Regions from separate parts of the Homo sapiens genome. Here region 2 is linked to region 1. A link is an interaction called in ENCODE POLR2A ChIA-PET data of the cell type or tissue named here. Cell type or tissue: OCI-LY7. All regions are shown on one strand. Region 1 overlaps FARS2 (phenylalanyl-tRNA synthetase 2, mitochondrial). Region 2 overlaps LYRM4 (LYR motif containing 4).

The links. ChIA-PET counts read pairs that join two places held together with the same protein. Peaks named below come from ENCODE experiments on the same cell type or tissue, not always from the same donor. Only the 100,000 strongest peaks of a DNase experiment are listed, where the experiment ranks them.
Region 2: POLR2A ChIA-PET joins it to region 1 with 5 read pairs; 10 of 35 experiments call an interaction of 5 or more read pairs at or near these places.

What each region holds. Positions count from the first base shown.
Region 1 is chr6:5,265,096-5,269,095 of GRCh38, forward strand. All of the region lies in intron 1 of FARS2 (phenylalanyl-tRNA synthetase 2, mitochondrial), which reads left to right. Among named protein-coding and RNA genes, the nearest start is that of FARS2, 5.6 kb to the left of the region's middle. In OCI-LY7, no CTCF peak of the experiment used is centred here; no DNase peak of the experiment used is centred here.
Region 2 is chr6:5,173,385-5,177,384 of GRCh38, forward strand. The region is part of intron 2 of LYRM4 (LYR motif containing 4); the gene reads right to left. The region is part of intron 3 of LYRM4-AS1 (LYRM4 antisense RNA 1); the gene reads left to right. Among named protein-coding and RNA genes, the nearest start is that of MIR3691, 27 kb to the left of the region's middle. In OCI-LY7, CTCF peaks have their summits at 719, 2,008 (motif pointing left) and 2,208; DNase peaks (open chromatin) are centred at 677, 1,097 and 1,987; H3K4me3 peaks cover 2,081 bases; H3K27ac peaks cover 2,529 bases.

The DNA of each region.
Region 1 (4,000 bases):
GCCAATAATTTCTTTTTGACAGTTGCTGCGATATGAGTAATATTAGTAAACGCTAAAGGAATAGGGAAGAGGAATATTGAACCAGGAGTTTCACCTATGGGAAGGCTTTCCATCGTAGAAGGTGTTTCCAGAATGAGAAGTAAAAGCCAGATGAGGAATGTGGTTAAAGATTGCAGTGTATATCCAAGCATGGAGGAAGAAGGGTGCTTGATCTATTTAGAGAACTCTTAAGTGTTTTAGAATGGTAGGAGGTGGGAAGGGAGGGACCACTGAAGTGTTTAGCCCTGTACTAGCTTTATTTTAGTGATGTTTTCTCTCTGTCTGGAATAAATCATTTCTTCCCTTATGCATTGGCTGAGTTATATAAGTAGAACTTAACAGCTGAGCTGTTGAAATGGAGATTATTTATTCAGGTACTGATAACCTTTTGTTTCAAATCATGACTTTGAATCCTATATTCCAGAGGCACTGAAATGTTATTTATTTACCTGTGCATTCAAGAGATAGCTGGCAGCCTAGCAATTTAAGTTACTGTTGTTGTGGTAACTTGAGGGCGATATATAAATCAAACACTGATCCTGTTTTCCAGAAGTTTATACTTTAAATGCATTTGTATATGATTAAAATAAGGTATTAGGTTGGTGAAAGTAGCTGCAGTTTTGACCGTTACTTTTAAGGGTGAAAACAGCAATAACTTTTCTACCATCCTGTACAAAGGGCTGCTGAAGCGTTGTGGGGTCTCAGTGCAAGGAGAGGTCACTTCATCCCTGATGCTTGGGCCACACCTCAGACCAACAGCAGTGCTAAGGCCCAGGCTTCAGATAATTTTGTTTAATTTTTTTTTAAAATTCTCTCCATGATTGGGTAGAGCCAGGGCTGAGAAACATTGACCTGAAGGAATTAGGGGGCTTCATGGAGGAGGTAGTGTTTGTGTTGGGCTTGAGAGGATTTAAGTTTCTCCTGGGCCTTGAAAGGAATTGAAGGATTTAAATGTTTGAATGTGGTGGTAAGATGGCTACTGTAGGTGGAAGATGACTCACCCTTTACCTTGAAAGGATGAAGGAGAAACCCTGATTGAGGTCTAAGAAAAAACAATCATGACCTGCGGAAGGCTTTGGCCAGAGCTGTAGAGTGCATGAGGGTGAGAACGGGGAGATCCCGTGAAAAGGTAATACATCGGCTTTCATATGTTTTAGGCATGAGATGAGCTGAATCCTGATATGATTTGAGTTAGTCTTCCCATGACCTGATGGAAGAGCTGTTATCTCCATTTAAGAAAAGTGAAGCTGCCCAGGTGTGGTGGCTCACATCTGTAATCCCAGCACTGTGGGAGGCTGAGGCAGGAGGATCACTTGAGCTTGGGAGTTTGAGGCCAGCCTGGGTAACATAGCGAGACCCCATCTCAATAAAATAGAATAAAAAAAAGAAAAAAAAATGAAGCTGAGAGTTTATTTAGCCAGGGTCACACAGCTGGAAAGTAGCTAGTGTGGACCTTGGCCTGAGATGTGATCTGTCTAGCTATGATACAACACTGCTTCACAGATAAAGTACCAGCTTCAGGAATTGGAAGGTTATTGATTTTTCTTGGATAACATGGGTACATTTCAGTCATATTTGAATTTTAATTTAGTTGGATTCTCACTTATTTGTAAAGCTAACCGGTTTGTATTGGAAATATTATAAATATTCTGGGAATCTCAAATGTTGATTTTATACTAGCTTTTTAGTTATTTAAGATAAATTTACATTTTATTCTATTAACATCTCTTTGAAAAGACGTAGTGCTTTTTTAGGTTGTCTATTTATGTGTGTATGTGAGACATTTCCTCTTGGGGGATTCTCTGAGACTCACATTTCTGTAGAAGCTTTTTTCAGATATACTTATGAAAATCTGTTCTCTGTTTTGAGAAATCTTGAAAGCTATGATATGTTGCAACTAGACACTCTAGCTTCATTGATTGGAGGCTAAGGGTTCCCGTATTTGTGGGCAGTAACAACAAAATTGACAATTTATTTTGTGTAAAGTATTTCAAATGTCAGTTATTTCTAGAGGTTTTTTTTCTTAAAAAAAAAAAACTCATTAATTCTTTTCATTGTAAAGGAAAGAAACCATCTTTTCATGCTACAAACCCCGACCACCATGAGAATTCTTTTACAGTGTGATTTGTTGTAATCTGTTATAGATCACTTTCATTCTTTCTTTCTTGCTGCATATGAGGGACCAGTATTTTAGGAATAATGTTTTCATATTGTCTGGATATTTTAGGATGATTTGTTAATCAAACTAGCTACAGCTTATTGTAATGATAGCTATTATTTATTTAGAGTTTGTTTTCTCTCTTCTAGGAGCTTTGCCATGAAAAGAACAGTCCAGGCCAGGCGTGGTGGCTCACACCTGTAATCCCAGCACTTTGGGAGGCCCAGGCAGGTGAATCACGAGGTCAGGAGATGGAGACCATCCTGGCTAACACAGTGAAAACCCGTCTCTACTAAAAAAATACAAAAAAAATTAGCCGGATGTGGTGGTGGGTGCCTGTAGTCCCAGCTACTCGAGAGGCTGAGGCAGGAGAATGGCATGAAGTTGGGAGGTGGAGCTTGTAGTGAGCTGAGATCGCACCACTGCACTCCAGCTTGGGAGACACAGCGAGACTGTCTCAAAAAAAAAAAAAAAAAAATCGCCACACTGTCTTCCACAATGGTTGAACTAGTTTACACTCCCACCAACAGTGTAAAAGTATTCCTGTTTCTCCACATCCTCTCCAGCACCTTTTGTTTCCTGACTTTTTAATGATCGCCATTCTAACTGGTGTGAGATGGTATCTCATTGTGGTTTTGATTTGCATTTCTCTGATGGCCAGTGATGATGAGCATTTTTTCATGTGTTTTTTGGCTGCATAAATGTCTTCTTTTGAGAAGTGTCTGTTCATATCCTTCGCCCACTTTTTGATGGGGTTGTTTGATTTTTTTCTTGTAAATTTGTTTAAGTTCTTTGTAGATTCTGGATATTAGCCCTTTGTCAGATGGATAGATTGCAAAAATTTTCTCCCATTCTGTAGGTTGCCTGTTCACTCTGATGGTAGTTTCTTTTGCTGTGCAGAAGCTCTTTAGTTTAATTAGATCCCATTTGTCAATTTTGGCTTTTGTTGCCATTGCTTTTGGTGTTTTAGACACGAAGTCCTTGCCCATGCCTATGTCCTGAATGGTATTGCCTAGGTTTTCTTCTAGGGTTTTTATGGTTTTAGGTCTAACATTTAAGTCTTTAATCCATCTCACATTAATTTTTGTATAAGGTGTAAGGAAGGGATCCAGTTTCAGCTTCTACATATGGCTAGCCAGTTTTCCCAGCACCATTTATTAAATAGGGAATCCTTTCCCCATTTCTTATTTTTGTCAGGTTTGTTAAAGATCAGATGGTTGTAGATGTGTGGTATTATTTCTGAGGGCTCTGTTCTGTTCCGTTGATCTATATCTCTGTTTTGGTAACAGTACCATGCTGTTTTGGTTATTGTAGCCTGGTAGTATAGTTTGAAGTCAGGTAGCGTGATGCCTCTAGCTTTGTTCTTTTTGCTTAGGATTGACTTGGCAATGCGGGCTCTTTTTTGGGTCATATGAACTTTAAAGTAGTTTTTTCCAATTCTGTGAAGAAAGTCATTGGTAGCTTGATGGGGATGGCACTGAATCTATAAATTACCTTGGGCAGTATGGCCATTTTCACGATATTGATTCTTCCTATCCATGAGCATGGAATGTTCTTCCATTTGTTTGTGTCCTCTTTTATTTCATTGAGCAGTGGTTTGTAGTTCTCCTTGAAGAGGTCCTTCACATCCCTTGTAGGTTGGATTCCTAGGTATTAGAACTAGAAATACCATTTCACCCGGCAATCTCATTACTGGGTATATACCCAAAGGATTATAAATTATGCTCTGTAAAGACACATGCACACATGTGTTTATTGCAGCACTGTTCACAATAGCAAAGACTTGGAACCAACCCAAATGTC
Region 2 (4,000 bases), 92 kb before region 1:
AGTTTCTAACCTCTGTATGAGCACATTCATGTATGTTCTCGAGATTTGTAGGGCTAATGAATCACGAAGTCTGAATCAGTCATACAATAAGAGTTCTAAGAACAAATACCTGCATTAAAGATGCCACACTTTAAAAAGTTAAACATGATGTGTAAAATTACAATCCTTTTCTTTTCTATGAATGATATCCTACATTAACACATTTGAAATTCAACTAAATTATGCTTTTGAACAGTTAATGAGTACCCCAGTGATCAATATTTCATATTTTCAACTTTTTTCATTTACAAATTCTTTGATTGAGTACTATATGCTAATCACCTTTCATAAAACAGTCCATTGCTCTGAGTGTACGGCTCATGTTTAAATATGTATGCAGAAGAGAAATCCATTTGATAAAAAGATATGTCCTGAATTAATGCGGTGGGTTTTAAAATATAGCCGTAACCTGCTTTAAGGCAGGTTAGACATAGAGTTGCTTTCAATAGGAAGCTGTGCTGGAGACAACAGGCAGATTCCTGGCAGTATGGGTTGCTGTGGTATGAAAAGATCTGTGAAGTGACACTGGAAACTATAGACTGGGGGGCTTTGTTTCGAGGCCTGGGGTAAATGCAGGTCCAAGGAGGAAGCTTCCATTTTGTCCTGAGCCCCAGGATTCTGTGAGAACTGCAACCCAGTGTGCAAAGTGCAGAAAGCTGCCTCCTCTTCGCTCTCTCAGTTCTCTTTTGTTGTCAGACCTGATGTTTTCCTTAGTAGATTCTCTGGAAACATTCTCTGTTTTTTTTTAAGTTAGGGCAAAGAAAAAATAAAGAGTCTTTCACAATCAGCTGTTGGTGTTTAGAGCTTACAACGCATTTTGCAGTGAATGCTCTACAGAGTATCAAAAAATTCATTAAAATTTCACCTGCACAGAGAAAACACAACTAATTTTACCCCTACAGGGCATCAGCTGTGTTACTAAGGACAGTGTCACCTTTAAAGTCAATTCCTGTGGTTGAAATGAGGACTATATGCATCTGTCCTGCTTCCGGCTCCAACCAGAAGTGGTAATGAGGAGAGACAGACGGATGCACAATGATAGTCTTCACAAAAGCTCGAGTTTCAAAATGAAAGGGGAGAGTACTCAGCGCGTCGCATCCTGTTTGGTGTCACTAGGACCTTTCTTCTCAGAGGAAGGAGGCTATTTATAAACTTAATGGTTACTTCAAGGAGGGCAGGCAGAAAAATAAATCTTTAGCTTCAGATTTCTTAAATCTTCTCTTGGTCACTGTTTATTTTGTCTAATTTTCTATAACTTTTATTTAGTCTTTACACTTATAATTGGTAACTGGAAGGTCCCCAATACTAAATTAAGGTGTGTATATATAAACATATATTATCCCCCCTCTCTTTTGAACAGATGTTGTCATGCTTAGGACAAGTTTAAATTCTAACAAACGTCGAGAAAGGCTGAGAATATAAAAGATAAGCAAGGCTTAACGTCAAAATTGAAGCTCTCTTTCAGTTTTATACAGCTAATCATTAAAGTTCTGCTCCTCAGCCAATTCAGCTTAGACACATCACACACGTAATTAATGCACAAAATGCTGCCATTCATGTGCAGATGAAGGAAGGATGCGGTCTATTTATTGAGCGCCTAGATTCTCAGTTACAAGAATTCTTTGCAAATATGATTTAAAGTAAGTAGTATTTAAAGAAGCAATGGCATTCCAGACCCCAATGTGGAAATTTCTGGGGATAAACATAAATGTGCAATCTTAAATAATGCCTTGTTTTATGAGTTCTGGGTCTTTCAAAGAGGGGCTCAGAGCCAGTGCATAGACAAGAGCATAAACCCAGATCTCATGGTATGCTTTTAAAACATTATGAAGCAATATTTCAATATCTAATTTCACATTAAAATGGGAAATCTGGAAACACAAGGACTTCATTCCCACCTCCGTTTGGAACAGCTGTCCTTTAAAACGTAGAGGCCTTCTAGTCAGCCACAGCGCCCTCCACTGGCACTTCTACACATGCCAGCCTCATCCTTCACTTTCCTGCTCGACCTGTGGATTCAAGAGGGAATAGGACACAGGTGGAGTTCTAGGCCCTTATCCTTGAACTGGATTGAGGAAGGGATGGGAGAGGAGAATTAAAGAAGAAAATCAGGAAAAACCATTTCCTGAGGTTTCCAGGATAAAGGGCCAGTGGAATACTAAGGAGAGGGGGCCTGTGGTGGTTTTAAAACAGGGTCACACATTTTGTGACACCCCTGCCATTGAGAATCGGGGGTCTATGTTCCCACACTTTGAATCTGAGCCTGTGACTCCTTTGACCAAAAAAATATGGCAGAAATGAAACTACATATTTCCAAGGCTGTTTCACAAAAGGCCACACAGCTCTGCTCTGTCCTCCAGAACACTCTCCTCTGCAGTTCTGCCCACCAAGTAGGAAGTCGCACTGCTCTGAGGCTACCACGATGTGAGGAAGCCCCGGCCACACAGACATTCTGCTCTACAGCTGCTGCTGATCCTGGCCTAGGCACCAGACCTGTCTCCGGGTGATTCCAAACCCCAGCCATTTGAGTACACCCAGTGTTACAGTCTTCCCAGCTATGGCTGATAGCATGTGCACTATCAGCATTCCCGGCCCAGATAATCTGTGAGTTATAACAAAAATGGTGGTTGTATTACGCTATTAATTTTTTTTTTTTTTTGAGACAGAGTCTCGCTCTATTGCCCAGGCTGGAGTGCAGTGGCGTGATCTCAGCTCACTGTAACCTCTGCCTCCCGGGTTCAAACTATACTTCTGCCTCAGCCTCCCAAGTGGCTGGGACTACAAGCATGTGCCACCATGCCTGGCTAATTTTTGTATTTTTAGTAGAGATGGGGTTTCACCATATTAGCCAGGCTGGTCTTGAACTCCTGACCTCATGATCCACCCGCCTCAGCCTCCCAAAGTGCTGGGATTACAGGCATGAGCCACCGTGCCTGGCCTACGCTATTAAATTTTAAGGTGGTAGAAACAGATTGTTGGTATACTAAGGCCTACGGAATACTAAGAAATTATCTGAAATGGCTTCTTTGGTGCTACCAGTGATACTGTCTGTTAGCCTTTGCTGGGTTCTAAGCTTTACCTGAGATAATCAAATTGAGTACTCACCTGTCTGCTGTCCGTTCCTCCCCTCCTCAGGAACCAATGGGAAGGAGGTTTCCTGGGCAGTTTTCATAGACTGCACCCTGATGAGCAGTGTGGTTTAGAAATAAGTCTTGGCTGTTACTGAGGCCTGAAGCACTGAAGGAAGTGTGCTTATGTTATGATCTGACAGAGTTACCTTTGAAAATGAAGTTTCGGTCTTCATCTTGAACACAAGGATAATGACAGCTGATTATCTGTTTCTTTCACAGTGGTTAAAAGTTTTGGTGAATGTGTATCTCAGATTTCTAAAAGTGTGAGTATATAATTTCATCTACAATGGCATGAGGCAGAAGTATAAGTTCTGAAAGCTCCTGTACATTTCCCCAAGCTTCCCATCACATAATTACAAATGAGTAGTGTTGTCCACAGGAAGATACTTGTTTTAATACTCCAAATAACTTATTTCAGTAGCACACATTTTGATTAGGATTGTTGACTGTTTGAAAATATCTCAATAGATCCCCTACTGTGTAAATGTCATACATGTGCACAAAACTTGAGAATGCCAATAGGAAGGGAAAATATGGAAAAGTGCGAATACAGTTGCACCATCGACAGCTGCCAGAGGACTCTCAAGGCCTCCTGTGTCTTCCCCGTGTGTTTAAAAGAACTCTGCTCTTAACAGGTGTGACCACTGCTGAAATCACAGGTGAGCGTAGAAGATTCTCTGCTACTTAATATCTTCTTAAGGCTGTCCTCAAATGCCACAGTCCTCTTACAGACTGAACAAAGAAGTTTTCCTAGTAATGCAGTAACAGTTAGGGATAAGCATGTCCTTGGAGGAGTACTGCACCCAAACATTTTAATCGCTTGGAACTCA